2 separate regions of the Homo sapiens genome follow, and region 2 is linked to region 1. A link is an interaction called in ENCODE POLR2A ChIA-PET data of the cell type or tissue named here. Cell type or tissue: GM12878. All regions are shown on one strand. Each heading gives the region's core, and the rest is flanking DNA. Links, peaks and the distances in the headings are about the cores only. Region 1 overlaps SGMS1 (sphingomyelin synthase 1). Region 2 overlaps SGMS1 (sphingomyelin synthase 1).

Evidence for each region. Peaks named below come from ENCODE experiments on the same cell type or tissue, not always from the same donor. Only the 100,000 strongest peaks of a DNase experiment are listed, where the experiment ranks them.
Region 2: POLR2A ChIA-PET joins it to region 1 with 8 read pairs; 1 of 35 experiments calls an interaction of 5 or more read pairs at or near these places.

The regions. Positions count from the first base shown.
Region 1 is chr10:50,508,633-50,516,520 of GRCh38, forward strand. The region is part of intron 3 of SGMS1 (sphingomyelin synthase 1); the gene reads right to left. Among named protein-coding and RNA genes, the nearest start is that of SGMS1, 110 kb to the right of the region's middle. RefSeq lists enhancers at 48-127, 2,793-2,892 and a silencer at 2,317-2,611. In GM12878, for the core only: no CTCF peak of the experiment used is centred there; DNase peaks (open chromatin) are centred at 3,039, 3,469 and 4,559; H3K4me3 peaks cover 503 bases; H3K27ac peaks cover 2,791 bases.
Region 2 is chr10:50,428,602-50,436,489 of GRCh38, forward strand. It overlaps SGMS1 (sphingomyelin synthase 1), which reads right to left. Exons shown (of 11, transcript NM_147156.4): 6 at 4,875-4,955. Among named protein-coding and RNA genes, the nearest start is that of ASAH2, 180 kb to the left of the region's middle. RefSeq lists an enhancer at 3,246-3,465. In GM12878, for the core only: no CTCF peak of the experiment used is centred there; DNase peaks (open chromatin) are centred at 3,440 and 3,814; H3K4me3 peaks cover 359 bases; H3K27ac peaks cover 1,737 bases.

The DNA of each region.
Region 1 (7,888 bases), core at 1,164-6,163:
CTGTGGCAGGTGGTTGGAAAGAACCTCTTTGGGGCAGACTTGTGGGTAACTGCCAATTCTCTATACCTTTTGGACCAGGCTCTGACCTAAGGAGAATATAAGAAGTTGTCGGTGAAGTTCTTAAGCCTCTGCCATAAAACCTTGGGCTTTCTGTCTTCCACACTAGACCAAATTCTGCTAACACATTAAGGCTGAATTCAAATGTCATCTCCTATGTAATAGCTTCCTCCTTAGAGATCTCCCCTGTTGCTGAAGTTTAGCTGGCTGTACATGGTTTGGTCCACCCTGATGGATGGTAATTTCCTTAAAAACAGGGCTTGGGGCTCATTTGCCTGTGTAAACTCAGCACCTCATCACAGATGTGGCATCTAGTTAATGATTATTGGTAAGTGCTTGCTCAACTGAGTTGACTACTGAACAGCATTAAATTCAAACCAATTTAGTAAATCCCAGTTTTAAATAAACAAGAAATTTCCTGTTGGGGAAAGACTGTGTAATCTTATACATATTGTTGAGATATCTGTCCCAAAAGGATAGAAGTTATATCCTTCAACCCCACGAATCACAGCCAAGAGTTTGGAATTTAAGCCTTCTTTCAAAATCATATCTTTACTTTGATTTATAAAGGATGTTGATTATCAAGAAACACAGTTTAAGAGCTCTACAGCTTCAAATTTCCAGTTAGAACCCTCCAATTCTTGCTGTAAACATTTGTGAATTGTATTTTAGAGAGTGATTAAATTAGCCATTCCTCCTCCCACCAAATCAAACATGTTGGTTTTTCCAGTAAGACATTTGATAAGCCATTCTAGGAAAATATACATACACATATATATATCACAGTGCATTTGTTATGGCTGAGATTAAAACGGATCTGAAAAGTCAACTCTTCTCTAGTGATGAATATTTTAATGGCAAAGGAATCAGGAGAGGTGATAGAGTGAAATTTGACTGCACATTGTATACTAAACACTATCTCCACTAACGCTAGAATCAGCAGCTTTTGTTTTAACCTTCCAGCAGCATTCTGTTTAACAAAGATCATTAGAGCATCCACCTCTATAGTAATAGCTATTTCCATCACCCAATTAGAAGCCAGAGTACTGAAAGGGCTGCACCTTTGTATTTGAATGAGGCATTCTGTATAACTAATGACTTAACAAATCCTTATCCAAGTAGCTAACAAAATGATCCTTTGATGGTATTTAAGCCAAAGTGCATCATCAATTATTTATTTTTGTTGGTGGTGTTTTTATTTTAAAGTCAGACTTAATAAGGTATAATTTGCATGCAGTAATCCAATCTTTTAAGTGTACAGTTCAATGAGTTTTGACAAACACACACAGTCATGTAATCACCACCACAATCAAGATATAGAACATTTCATTTATCTCAAAAATTTCCCTATGCCCTTTGTAGTCAATCTTCTCCCCCATCACATGCTCCTGGCAGTCATGATCTATTTTCTAACCCTATACTCTTGCCTTTTCCAGAATGTCATTTAAATTGAATCATAAAGTATGGATTCTTTTGAGTTTGGCTCCTTTCACATAACATAATGCGTTTGAGATTCAGCCAAATAGTTGTGTTGTTCTTTCTTATTGATGAACAGTATTCCATTAATAGGCATACCAGTTTGTTTATCCATTCACTAGTTGAAGGACAATTACATTTTTTCCAGTTTTAGCAGTTATGAATAAAGCTGTTAGAAGTATTAGCCTACAGGTTTTTGTGTGAATAGAGGTTTTCAATTCTCTTGGATAAATACTTAAGAGTGAAACTACTCGCTTATATGGTATATGTTTAACTTTGTAAACACCACCTATTTTCCAAAGTGGCTATATCTTCTCAGACTCTCACCAGCAATGTAGGAGAGTTCTAGTTGCTCTGTATCTTTGTCAGTACTTGGTATTATCTGTTTTTGTTTTGTTTGTTTGCTTCTTACTTATTTTAATAGATGTGTAGTGGTATCTCTGTGTTTTTTTTTTACTTTTGATTTTGAAATAACTCTAGACTCACATAGAAGATACAAACATTGTAGAATGTTCCTGTGTATCCTTCACCCAGCTTCTCCCCATATCTTACGTAATAACTATACAATTATCAAAGCACAAACTTGACACTGGGTACAATACTATTACTATTAATAAACTACAGCCCACGTTCAGATTTCACTAGTTTTTACATGTTCTTTGTTGTTTGTTTGGGTTTTTTTACATACAATTCTATAAAACTTTATCTCATATATAGATTTATATAACAATTTCCACAATCGGGATATAAATCTGTTCCATCAAAGCACATTATGTATTGAAAAGACCCTTTTGGGATTATAAACATCATCTGCTGGAAGCACTTTGGTAAATGATGAGGACTTTCTTTTGACCTTTTCCCTTACCACATTAAAAAGCCAATTGTCTATGCTCCAGCTGGTATGTACAAACCACAATTGCCAGAGAAGTTCACTTTTCAGAATGGGTGTTTGTCCTGTTCACTCTTTGTTTATTATATGCCAGACCCAGTAGAGGCAGAGTGGATAAAATAGCAAACAAGAGAACAGTACTTCCTGCCTTTAAAAGAATTTAGAGTGTGAGAAATATTCATTCACTCATTCATACACACACACACACACACACACACACACACACACAGTGACAGACACTATCCATGAATGAAAAGTAAAAAGTGAGATGAAAGGTTAAAACACAATCTGGTTAAGACAGTGAGGAAGGTCCTTGTAAGCAAGCCCCATCCTCAGACTCAGTATTCAAGGCCTTCTGTGGGACCAGGTCATCCAAGTGCCAGAGCCATTGAGTATGAAACACAGAAACCAACAAGTTCTTAAAGCAGAATACAAAGATGCTCAGGGCTTAAGAAATTCACTGAAGACTTCTTAACTTCTCCTTAAGTCAGAGTCCAGCCCAAAAGATATACAGAGTTGGCAATTATCCATGTGATGTTACCTTAGGACACCCATAGGCCTATTTCTGCCTTAAAAGGTTCTTTGCAACCACCTGCCACAGTGAGCCAAACGCTACTACTAGAGATCTTGTAGTTACAGAGGTCTCCCTCTGCTCTAGATGAGTCACAATGAAATCTTATCAGAAAGTGGGGACACAGTAATCCATCACTGGCTTTTGGCTCTGGCATGACCCTCTCCTCTTGTCTGAGGGATCCACACTTATAAAATTCTTCAAGGTAAACTGCCCCTCTTCCCTTCTAACCTGTACATAATTTTGTCATTAATCTCTAATGCTATTTGTCCCATGTCTCTCTCTCCATTCTATACTAATAATCTCAGAAGTCTGACTCATCTCCGTATCTCCTGGCATCTGTACCCTCAGCTCCCACGCACACAGTAGATGTCAATAAACATTCAGTGAATGTTCACATACAAGGTATGATTTCAGATTACAATGTCCATAGTAGGGCTTTGAGGGAGTGGATTGTGAAACAGATGGGTCATAATAGGAAAGATACCAATCAAAGGCATGGGGAAGGCTATCCGGTTCAAGAAGCATACCACAGAGTAGCTGAATATGGCAACAGGGTACTTGGGCACCTGAGAGAGGGCAGACGCAGGACAGAAGGAGATGGTGTGAGGGAGTAGGAAACAAGACTTCTCCATACATGATAGCACTCAGAACCAAGCTAGCACCTGTCAGAGAAAAAAAACCAGACATACCCTGAAGCAGAAAGGAGAGAGAGAAAGGGCTCTCTCTCTGTCTTCATGACTTTGTTTATATGGACATTTGCCAAGAGCAGGGCTATGGGAGACCAGGAGCTCAAAAAGAAGCAAGTATTTGCAACAGCTGCTATGGAAGTCAGCTAGGAAATTAATAAGAAATGAGATCAAGGACGTCAACTCACATACCAGTTCCAAAACCCTCTGGAGTCCCTCTGTGCACAAGGCAATGACCTGGGTTTGCCAGTCCATGAGGGCTGGGTCCTATCCTGCAATGCCTTCTGATCCAGCTATGAGGAAGTTCGCAGGCTGCCCAAGAGTTTATGGGAAAAAAAGACACTGTTCTTGGCCCTGCATTAATTGAGCTTCCACATGTAGAAATGGTTTAGTGATTAGTAAACGCAAGAACTCCCAAATCAAACACTGTTTTACAACATAAATTTAAAACTATCAGAAAATTATTCCAGCTCATATTTCCAAAACCACTGGTTTTTCAGCAGGACTTCCTCTTAACCAGCACCTTGGCCTTTGCCACCTTGCAGTACCCGGGGTAACACATGGACTATGGAAAGGAGATGGGGGACCCTGCAGCCAGCCACACTTACCCACTACAAGTCTTGAAGACAGCTAGCCCTGAGAGCTCCCAGATAGAGGGCTGAAATACACCACAAAATGAAGTAGGGACATCCTTCCACAAGTTTCACTTGTAATTTTTGTAGTATGCCTCATGTGGGTAACAAATGCTACCATTACAATGCTATTTTCCAAAAACACTGAGCTTCTTGGATGCAAGGTGTTAAGTACCAGTAGGTCCCCAGTCACTCAAGTTTCAGTTACACCAATTGCTTATACTCTCTCTGTCCTCACTAAGGTTTCAACCAAGAAGAACCTTGCTTCCTGGTAACACAGTGAACCACAAAGTAAAACAGAAACTGGCAACCGCAAGATGGTTTTCAATGGTCCCTGGGAAAAACAGCGAAGTAGGTAGAAGTGCCCCTTTCAGCTCCAGTTTGGAAAGGTCACCAGACACTGGTGCAGCCCTCTGGCCACCCCAAGGACCAGTTGTAGCTCCCAAACAAGTGCCCCTTCCCCCTAGGAGTCTTTGAGGCTTCAAAACTACCTTCAACACTTCCTCTCCACCCCCATCCCAAGCCAAAACTGCCCTTCCCAACCAGTTTAGCTAGGAAATGGACACTCCCAGGTGTGAATGACACAAAGACTTCTTCTAATCCAGAGACTGAAATAATAGCTCCAGACCAGATAGGATGTTAATATCTCCAAGCCCTCATTCACTCAAAAGCTATTACAATAATGTATCTAAAGATGAGGATAGCACTAAAAATGCATTAAATGCATATTCATCAATTAATAAAATCAGCATTCAGGTTTATATTAAGCTCAAAATTAAGCCATTTAGACCCAGACTGTTTCATAGTATTTATAAACATTTTTTAAAAATATAAGGTACTTTAGCACAAATATTCCTAATGGCTGTTTCACATCAGAAACTAGAACTGGGTTATTCTTCAACAACAGGACACTGCCAGGGACCAGCAGAGACTGTTCACAAAATGACCCCGAAGAAAACGTCACACTTCATGTATTTTCAAACCCATGAAGAATAGTTATGAATCAAAGCTGAGTCTTAAATCTCATTTCAATTCCAACTTTCCTCCTACCAAAGGAAAGGAGGCATATTGTTAAGTTCAAAAGACCCAAACAAGATATCAAAAAGTTGCCTGTGAGCACCAAAAAAAAGATATTTCATATAATTTATCTGCAAATACCAAAAATGCAGTTCATGGCAATTACGCCTGTGCCAACATGTCGTTGTGTTTTGTCATAGGTATTTCTAAATGATGCAGTCTGAATGAAATGTCCATTTTTCCAAACTCATAAAAGGGCGAGGAGAAGAAAAACTAACATTCTGGTGATTGTCTACCTACCATGTATACCAAACCTTGACACGATAAGTCTTTGAGATTGTTAAATATCCCTTAATATCCATTCTCCCTTTCTTCCTTATAACAAAACCGCCAGTTCTTTTAACTGATACCCAGAAAAAGAACCATAGTTCCCGGACTCTTTTGCAGCTAGGAGTGGCTACGTGGCTATGCTCTAACCCAGCAGTGCTAAAAGTCTCATATGGCTCTTATGATTACATAGGGCCCACCTGGACAATTCAGGATGTGCTCCCTATCTCAAGATCCTGAGCTTAATCACATCTATAGTCTTTTGCCATGTAAGGTAATATATTCACAGCTACTGGGAACTAGGTCATGCCACATCTTTGGGGGCCATTAGACCATTATTCTGCTACCACAATATGCTAGATATCATAAACAAAGTTCTTTAAGGTCCTCAATAATTTTTAAAAGTATAGAGGGGTCCTAAAACCAAAATGCTTAAGAACCACTGCTGTAGCATATAAACAGATTAAGGTAGTTATTAGGTGGGGAAAAGCAAAACTCAGCAAAGCTAAGTGATTAACCAAAGTCCTACAGACTATCAGTAGATCTTCAACTTGAACCCAGGCAGTCTGGCTACTGATGAACCTGTTATAGCTCCCTCTGTCCCATGCACCAGTCTCTGAACTCCCAGACTGTGGCAAGGGCCAAAAAAGTTATTCTGTAGGAATTTTTTGCACGCATCAAACAGAAGATACAACAAGCACTCACATATGAATCTGGTGAGCAGGAGGAAGAACAGGTTGGAGAGGAAGGTGATTAAAATAATCCTAACTTTTCAAAACCTTATTTAGAAACAGACTAACTCATTATCTTTTGTGAGAATGGAGCAAAATGTTACAAATGGCCAAGTGTCCCAGTGCCAAGTCAAAGAGAGATGAGTAACCCTGCTCACTGCAGAGGAACACGATTGTGACTAAAGTACTGGAGACACAGGAACACTGCTCTGGGTCATACATCAGAGCCTGGTCACTTGTCTTGACAATGACTGTCAAGCCTCACCTTTTAGCACCCTAACTGACATAAACCTATGAAAGACAGCACTCTTGGGCTGTGTCTCTGCATTGTTTTGATACGACCAGAATCCAACTTCACTGTGGAAAAGAAACAGCACTCAGGTGAATTCTGTTAAAAATCATGCTAATCATGCAACTCATAACCTTCAAAGGGACCCATTTACAGAGAACTGACAAGTTCAAAGGGCCAGTTACTGCTTTGCCAAATCAAGTCCCCGGCCCAGGACAACAGAACTGGAGCAGTGGCAATGAGATGTCTTTCCCTTTGCCTGAGCAGTGTGCCATAGAGCCTGATGGCTCCACTGGCACAGAAGGCTAGGCAAAGCTCACTCAGGAAGCACTGGCCATCCCTGACAAGCATCTCCAGTACTACTCCATCACCTCCCCAGCTCCCCAGGTGAAGCTTCTGGAGTGCTCAGCTTTCCAACCATTTGGAAAGCAAAAACTAGCAGCAGTGACTGAACTGACCGCCAAGAAAAACCCAAGAATACAAGGACACAGTTGGAAGTTACTACCCATTAGAATTTGCTATCAAAGCAAGGAAAAGCTACACAATTTTCTGATATTTTTATTTTTCAAATGAAAGTATAGAGCCAATACCAGGCAATTCCTCAAAGAATCTCTCATCGCAGAGCTCGGCATTTCCTAGAAATGTTTTCAGTGCCTGTCTTTCCTATAATTAGACTAGTATTACAAATATCCTACCTGTAATCTACAAAGCAAAGAGACTGCAAATTAGAGACATGCCTAATGTATTACTTTCATCACAAAATCCACACACACACTTGTCAGATCTGTGTAGCCTCTAAAAACATATGGTTGTCTATTGGTAATTATTCTGCTGCAGAAGGAATAATAATTAAAAAAAAACTGTTAAATCAGCAACCTCACTTGACATCCACTTTGAAATACTTTTTTCATGTGCCAAAGCCCAAGGCAACTTAGCATTCTACAGACCAAAAATTTCATGCTGCTTTCTATGCCTATTAAGGGGATGCAGAATGTAAGAACATGGAGCTTACAGAGATGATGCCTCTAATTCACAACAGCAAACATCAATTTTCTGCATTCCATGTGAAGAAGAAACACATCCACAGGCAGAGACCCACAACTGACTCGTTTATATCTAAGACTCTGCATAGAAAGAAAAATGGCATTGTGACAGAAAATAGATTGGGAGGCATAACAAATTGGTGCTGAATAAGTACTCTGTTCTAATG
Region 2 (7,888 bases), core at 1,094-6,093, 80 kb before region 1:
CTTTATGCTGTTCTCATAATCTTTCAGATACTGTCTTACTATCTTTACAACTATCCTAGCAATGTTTCAAGGCCTCAGCAGTGCCTGAACTACAACACCAAATCTGGTACTCTCTCACCCACCTTAGGGAAGTCAGCCTTTCAGTCACCTGCAAAATGCAGATAATCCCAGATGCTTCCTAAGAAGACTGTTATGAGACTAAGTACAATGATTAACAGAGGCTCCCCAATTTAGGAAAAGGTTACATCCTAATAAACCCATCATCAAAAATGCATTTACTACACCTAACATACCTAACACCATAGCTTAGCTGAGCCCACCTTAAACATGCTCAGAACACTTACGTTAGCCTAAAGTTGGGTAAAATAATCCAACAAAAAACCTATTTATTCAAGTATTGAATATTGTTTTTAAATTATTGAATACTGTACTGAAAGTTAAAATAGAATGGCTGTATGGGTACTTGAAGTATGGTTTCTACTGAAGGTGTATTGCTTTTGCACCATCATGAAGTCAAGAAATCATTAAGTCGAATCATTGTAAATTGGGGACTGTTTGTATTTAAAACACACAAGCACAGACAGGTATAGTCATGCACTGCATAACAATGTTTTGGTCAACAAGGGACACACAAAAGGCAGTGGTTCCGTAAGATTATATTTTTCCTATACTTTTCTATGTTTAGATACACAAATACTTACCATTTGGTTACAAGTGCCTATAGTATTCAGTAGAGCAACATGCTATACAGGTTTGCAGCAGCCTAGGAGCCACAGCCTATACCATATAGCCTAGGTTTGTAGTAGGCTACACCATCTAGATTTGTGTAAGTACACTCTATTATGTTGACACAACAACAATATTGCCTGAGGACACATTTCTTAGAACATAGCCTCATAATTAAGCAACTCAGTAAATATAAGGCATTACTATTATTAAATTATGACATGCATCCCCAAACTCACTTCTTTTCCAAATTGTCCTTAACTTTTAATTATAAAGAATTTGTTAAAATTCATTAAGTGTAGAAAATAAATTAATGAACTTTCCTTCACTTTTAAAAACCTCTACTCTTATAGTTTTTTCTACACATACACACACACACACACACACACACACACACACACACACACACACACATACTCTTTTCTCATGACTTCAATTACTTGTTTATGTCCTGGTTAGTTTCTTAAATCTCTCAAGAATTTTAAAAGATCTATTCTTTCTTGAGCATTTGGAACTATTTTATTTCTTCCCCAAATAAGAAAAATTAAGAACAATTGAAGCTATTCAGGGTCATTCATTTAAAGTATAACATAGATTCCAAAATGACACCCAACTAAGAATAAATTAAAGGCTTGGTATCAAAGACCCTCTATTTTCTTTTTCTAGCCCTAATTAGCAGTATTATCTTCTTTTCATTCTACTAAACTATAGTTCTAGCCTTTTCCCAAAACATGATCTTCCTCTACCATCTCTGTTCAGACTGTTCCTTTCTGCTCAAACTGTTCCTTCTACCTAGAGTGTCCCCTAAGCACTCCTCCCAACTCTGTTCAAAGGTCTCATCCAGATAACTGAATGAGTGCACCATGATGTTACCAAAGATGTTCATTACAGCACACTTTACAAAAATGAAAAGTTGAAAACAAAAATGTCCAGTAATATGCAACATTATAGACTACGTACACATGGAATGCTATATATTATGTATACATCTACAATTATGTAGATGTATATTTATTGCTGTGGCATCATCTTACTATATTGTCAACTGAAGCCGATTTCAAAACAATAGTAATAACCAGACCCATTTTAGAGGGAAAATAAAGCATGTATCTAATCTCGGCATAGAAAAGTATGGCAGAATACAAAAAAAAAAAAAAGCAATGTTAATTGTTAGCATTTTCACTGCCATGCAAAATAGTTTTGCAAATGCAAAATAGTTTTTGCATTCTAAAGTTCTATCCAATTAGCAATGTTAACTTTTATAGTTTCATAAAAGGTACTTTAATAAAAAGGCATTAATCATTAAATATCTAATCCACATATCATCTGCTCCTGAATCTCATCCCTGATCTAGCCCACTCCTCTTGCCACCCAGGTAATTTCTCTTTCTCTTCTGTTTTCTGAGTATTTTATATGTCTTTTATAATACCTACCACATTCAGTTTGAAATTATAGTTTTCTCTTTTCAGGTTTGATTATCAATTCCTAAAGTGCAATAAGTCTGTCTTATTTGTACTGAAATGTATCGTCAAAAGCAACGAGTCCCAAGTATCTAGTAAACATATTTTTGTTTATATCAACAAACATGAGTTTGTTGATATGAACATAATGCAACGCTATAAAATTTGCGCATCTAAAGACTATACACATAGCATCTCTCTAATGAAGAAATCTTCTATACAAGGGATGTTTGGAAACCACATAAGGCCCATTCTGTTAAGAGAGATGATAATATAAGTCAGAATGTTATATCTATAATAAAATTTCTGTATTAAATTATTATTTCCATGTTTGCTTTCAAAGTACAAAGACACACTTATTTAAATTAAGCCAAAGGTAATTATTTCATAATCCAAAGGCAAGTCTCTCAGATTTTAACCACGAGCTTCCTCTTGAAATGAACACAGATTACTTTTGCAGTAATCCAAGTCCATCCCTGACTCAGCGGGAACTATAAATACCTTTTGTTTTAAGAGGAAATCGGGGAAATGAATGTTTTACAATTATGTAAGTCTGATTCAAAGAACTGACACAAGCAAATGTTTTGAAATATCCAAGGCATTTTTGTAAGGTTCAATAAAAAATGTGTTTTGAGAACTAGGTGGGTGAGATTTAAAGTAAAAACAACAAACACAATCTTAGCTGTTACTTAGCAATTTCAGGGTTCGATTGCTTCCTTCTAAAGGGCAAGTTAGAAAACTGAAGAAGTTGCTTCTAGAAGAAACATTGAGATGTCTGATCTGGTTTCGTTTTTTTCCTCCATTTCACTCCCTAAGATTTTAATCAAGCCAAGATGAACCTTAAACTGCCCAGGTTTTGTTTTGTTTTTACTCTCTCCCTAGAGGCAATTGGGTTTCCATTAAAACTTAATTTTGAATCAAAAGCAAAGCTGCATGGAATGCTTAGTTGGGAGGAATCCTGACTACTTGTCTCTGTAGCACCACTACCTGAAGGAATTTAAGATTTGAAGGAATATGGGGAAGGGAGAGAAGGAAGTTCAATAGGCAGTGAGCAGAATGACTGATCGCCAATACTAGCACTTGGAGATCAGTTTAACAGCCAGAATAGGCAAGCGATGCCAGGGGTCAGTTATGAAGCTGAGTCAACAACTCAAGAAACTGTTCTAAATTCTAAATTGGTTTTGGCATCTATTTTCAATTCCAGAAACAATATGAGCATGACAACTTGAGTTACAGCAAGCACTGACTCAAAACCAAACCTTGTTTTTATTCATCAAATGAAACTCTTACCACCACGGCTGAGGCAGATAATTAAAGAATTGTGGCTTAGAAATGTCTTCACAACAGGAAACCTACAATTAGTGGTGTATTAGAGCCAACTTATACCAGGCCACTAGAACCAATTGTTAAATTCTCAAAATTTTTAGCAAGCTGGTTGTTAAACACAGTCATTATTAAAAGTTAAATTATATAAACAAAATTAAAATAAATCATACTAAAAACAAAGGTAATAAATACTCAAATCTCATCACTTCCTATTATTTTACTGTTAAGCATGCTCTTGAGGTGATTTGTAACTACTGTATCTGGTTGGTAGAAACTATATAATGCTGTGCTACTACATAAGACTTCCCAGCCTCGCTTTCAGTGACTTTTGCTGGTAGTTTAAAATGAGCCAGCCACAGCAGTGGTACTTACACAATGGAAACCTGCAAACATGACAACCCCTCCTTCTGACATTGCCAGCTTGTTAACATCTACCTGCAGATACTACCTATAATGTTAATCACCACAGCTTGGCAATAGGTAAGGAACTTGAGCTGGCCAATCTTTTGAGATAGAATAAAGGCCTATAGATTATAAATCATGACACAAATATAAGGAAGAAAAGTAAATATGATTTATTGTGCCAGTAACTATACTGTGCCAGTCATAGCACAAAGTACTTTCCACAAACTTTAATTTTATGAGAGATAGTATCAAATCCAATATACAGATGAGTTGACTAAGGTTCTGAGAGGTTGAGTAACTACTAAAAAGCACAAGAGCAAGAGTGAGGCCTAGGATTGTCTGACTCAAAAATATATGATCTTTCCACTAAGCTACCCCACTTACTAACATTATTGTTATCACAGTGAAACCAAAATCAACCATATGTAACTGTCAGATAATTAGCAAACATTAATAGCCTCTGATGTACATAAAAGTAGCATACATGAAGAGGGATATGGAGAAGATGTAGACAAAGAACTCAATTTTAATCATATTCACCAAATTTGTTCATATTTACTTCAAAATATGCCCACAGAAAAAAATACGTGAGTGAGAAATGGAGCCCAAGGAAACCACTAGGACCAAAAATATCTGCATATCCTAAGGGTTATTCCAAGCTTAATTTAAATGCTGACCATGTGCAGGGAATTCTCTTAATTCTTCAAATACTTATGCTCTGTCCACCAAATTGACACACTCAACTTAAAATGACACACCCTATCAAGAAAGAAGTACGCAAAATAAGATTTATCAAAGTTAGCATCAATTGTTTGACGTGTTTGGATATTTACTTTATAAAATAGTTTCTCTTTTGCACTCAAGTTAGTTGATTGTGCTATCCTTTTACCATGGTTCCTTAAAGAAAATTTACCCAGTAGTTAAAAGAATTCCAAAAGGCCAAGAACATTAACTTACGGATTATTTAAAAACATTCTGGTCATCTTGGCTTCCTATAAGCTACCAGCTTCTCCCATTGTTCCAGTACAGTTCCATCACCTGTCATAAGCAGAAAGAATCTAATTAGTTACATGTCTCAGAAAGGCCATTTCTTGATTTCCACTAGTTAGTCTCTTCTTCACACACAAGACATAGAAAAGTCCAGTCATCTCTTCTCTTTTTTACCAAAAACAAAAAGGAAAGAGAAAATAGCAACACAGAAAATTACCTTAAGAGAAAAAAAATTTTAAGAGCAGTATTTCCACTATGAAGGATTGGGGTGGTGAACCCTTAAAATTTTGCCCTCCATTATGTTTTCAGGAAGAGATACCTAGTCTGTTTCCCAGGCGGCAACAGTATTAGAGTAACCCACCTTCTCTCTCCATCTCTCCTCCCTAACCCCTTCTTACCTCTCCTCAAAAGTGAAGGATTAATTTGCCTGGAAGGACTAAACGAGACACCAAATGATTTCTTGGCCCTGCTCTGAGCCAGGCAACAAAGGCCTCCCTCCAGTCACACACGCTTTGATCCAACAAAGGCATTATACCAGAACTATGGACACCTAATGCTTAATGATCAGAATTGCTACATTGTCCACATGTCCAGTTCAACAACTACTGGAGGATTCATATAATTCACAGAATAATAAAATATGGCCAGCAAAGGGCCTTCCTTTTTCCAAGAAGAAGTCATTCAGAACAATGTGTTTACTTTTGTTTTTCCATTTCTTAGCATTTTAGAATAAACAGGCTAGAAATAGAACTTTTTGCTTTCTTTCCCTTCAGAGAAGGGCCCCAAATAAAAATACCCGACTTTTACCAGCTAGAATGCAACTATTGCTCATGTTATGTGAAGAACGTGTGGCTCCAAGAAGACAACATTGATAAAACAGGAACCTAAATTAACTTTCATCACCTGAGGCCTCAATGTTAATTCTGAGATGAGATTAATAATTGTGATATGGCTCCATGCATGCACTGAGGTACCATGAGAGGCAGTGTCACCTCAGTTACCTGAACCATAGACAGAAACCTCAAGTTACCCAAAGCATAAAGGGACAGGGCGGTGTTACGGAGATTAAGAAAGGAGGAGATGATTGGCCAGCAGTGGTGGCTCACGCCTCTAATCCCAGCATTTTGGGTGGCTGAGACGGGCAGATCACAGGGTCAGGAGATCGAGACCATCCTGGCTAACACAGTGAAACCCTGTCTCTACTAAAAATACAAAAAAAAAAAAAAATTAGCCAGGCGTGGTGGCGGGTGCCTGTGGTCCCAGCTACTCAGGAGGCTGAGGCAGAGAATGACGTGAACCCGGGAGGCGGAGTTTGCAGTGAGCCGAGATCACGCCACTGCACTCCAACCTGGGCGACAGAGCAAGACTCCGTCTCAAAAAAAAAAAAAAAAGACAGGAGGAGATGGAACAAACACCAAATAAATAAATATAGAGATCTTCTCTAATAATAAAGAAAGAACTTGTCAGCCTCAATAAAAATAGCAAGGAAGAACTGAGGAGTCAAAGATCTAAAAATTATACCCAACACTAAGAGGAACAGATTCATTGGCTAGCTATGGCTTTATATGCCTGGCCACTGACATGAGGCTCTTTACATGAATGAGAAACACAGTAAGGTTTGATACAGGTTTAAAATAAACAGGTTTGAACCCCATCTGTGCTGTTTAATAGCAGTGTGATCTTTGCCAAGTAATTTATTCCTTCTAAGGCTCAGTTTCCAAGTCTGTAAAATACATACAATAATACATACCTTGCAGAGTAGTTATATAACTTAAAGATGATATATGCACTGTGTCCATCATACAATTAGTTCTCAAAAGATTACTGCAATTACTGTGCTCACTAGTGCAACTATGGTAGCAAGACTATTAAATTCATGATTACAATTGCAATTATGTCCATTAAATTCACAGACTCTTTCCTGATGAGACCATTCTGGAAAGAAGTTCTAAATGTAACTTTTGACAACAATATAAAACTTTTCTAAGTTGATCTGATGAAATGTTCAATACAAATCTCCACCTTAGTTGACAGCCTTTATTAACATGGGCACACAGAAAGCTCTAGCTATGTCTTTGTTAGCATTCTTCATATCAATACTGAGCTTCTTTTTTTGATGATGAATTCCTGAAAAGAGGGAATGAATCACTTCCATTAGTGCTAATTCTTCTGGTGTACATTCTAATGCTGGGCACCACATCACAGACTCATAAGCAACAGTATGGATTTGTCAGTTATGTTAAAAACAAACAAACAAACAAACAAAAAAATACAAGATTCACCAGGTGAACGCATACTAACTTTAAAACAGAAGTGCCAGAACTTAATGTCTAAAAAAGTACTCCTTGACCCCTTCCAAGTCACCCTCTTTGGGACTCACTCCAGTGATGCTGACTGCTCAGAATAAGTACTCGTCTTTTACCTTCAGAACCAGTGTGCAATGTTCACAAGAACACGTGTGTCATTACAGTTTAGTTCCCTTTATTTGCTATAATAGAAAATATTTTAATAGATTAGTTCAAAGAATCAAATTCATCCTCAAAGATGGTAATTTAGCACCACTGTGGTTATTCAAAAGAATTATAAGCAACTTCAACAACCAACTTTTTTTTTTGAGACATAGTCTCGCTCTGTCGCCCAGGCTGGAGTGCAGTGGCACTATCTCGGCTCACTGCAAGCTCCGCCTCCCGGGTTCACACCATTCTCCTGCCTCAACCTCCCGAGTAGCTGGGACTACAGGTGCCCGCCACCATGCCCGGCTAATTTTTTTTTGTATTTTTAGTAGAGACGGGGTTTCACCATGTTAGCCAGGATGGTCTTGATCTCCTGACCTCATGATCTGCCCACCTCAGCCTCCCAAAGTGCTAACAACCAACTTTTTTGAACCACCCATTTGGTGGAAGACACTGTGCTCAGCAGTGGGAGTGGGGAAGGGGTTATAAGGTGATTGCGATGAAGTTCATTTAAAAGAATGCAGAACA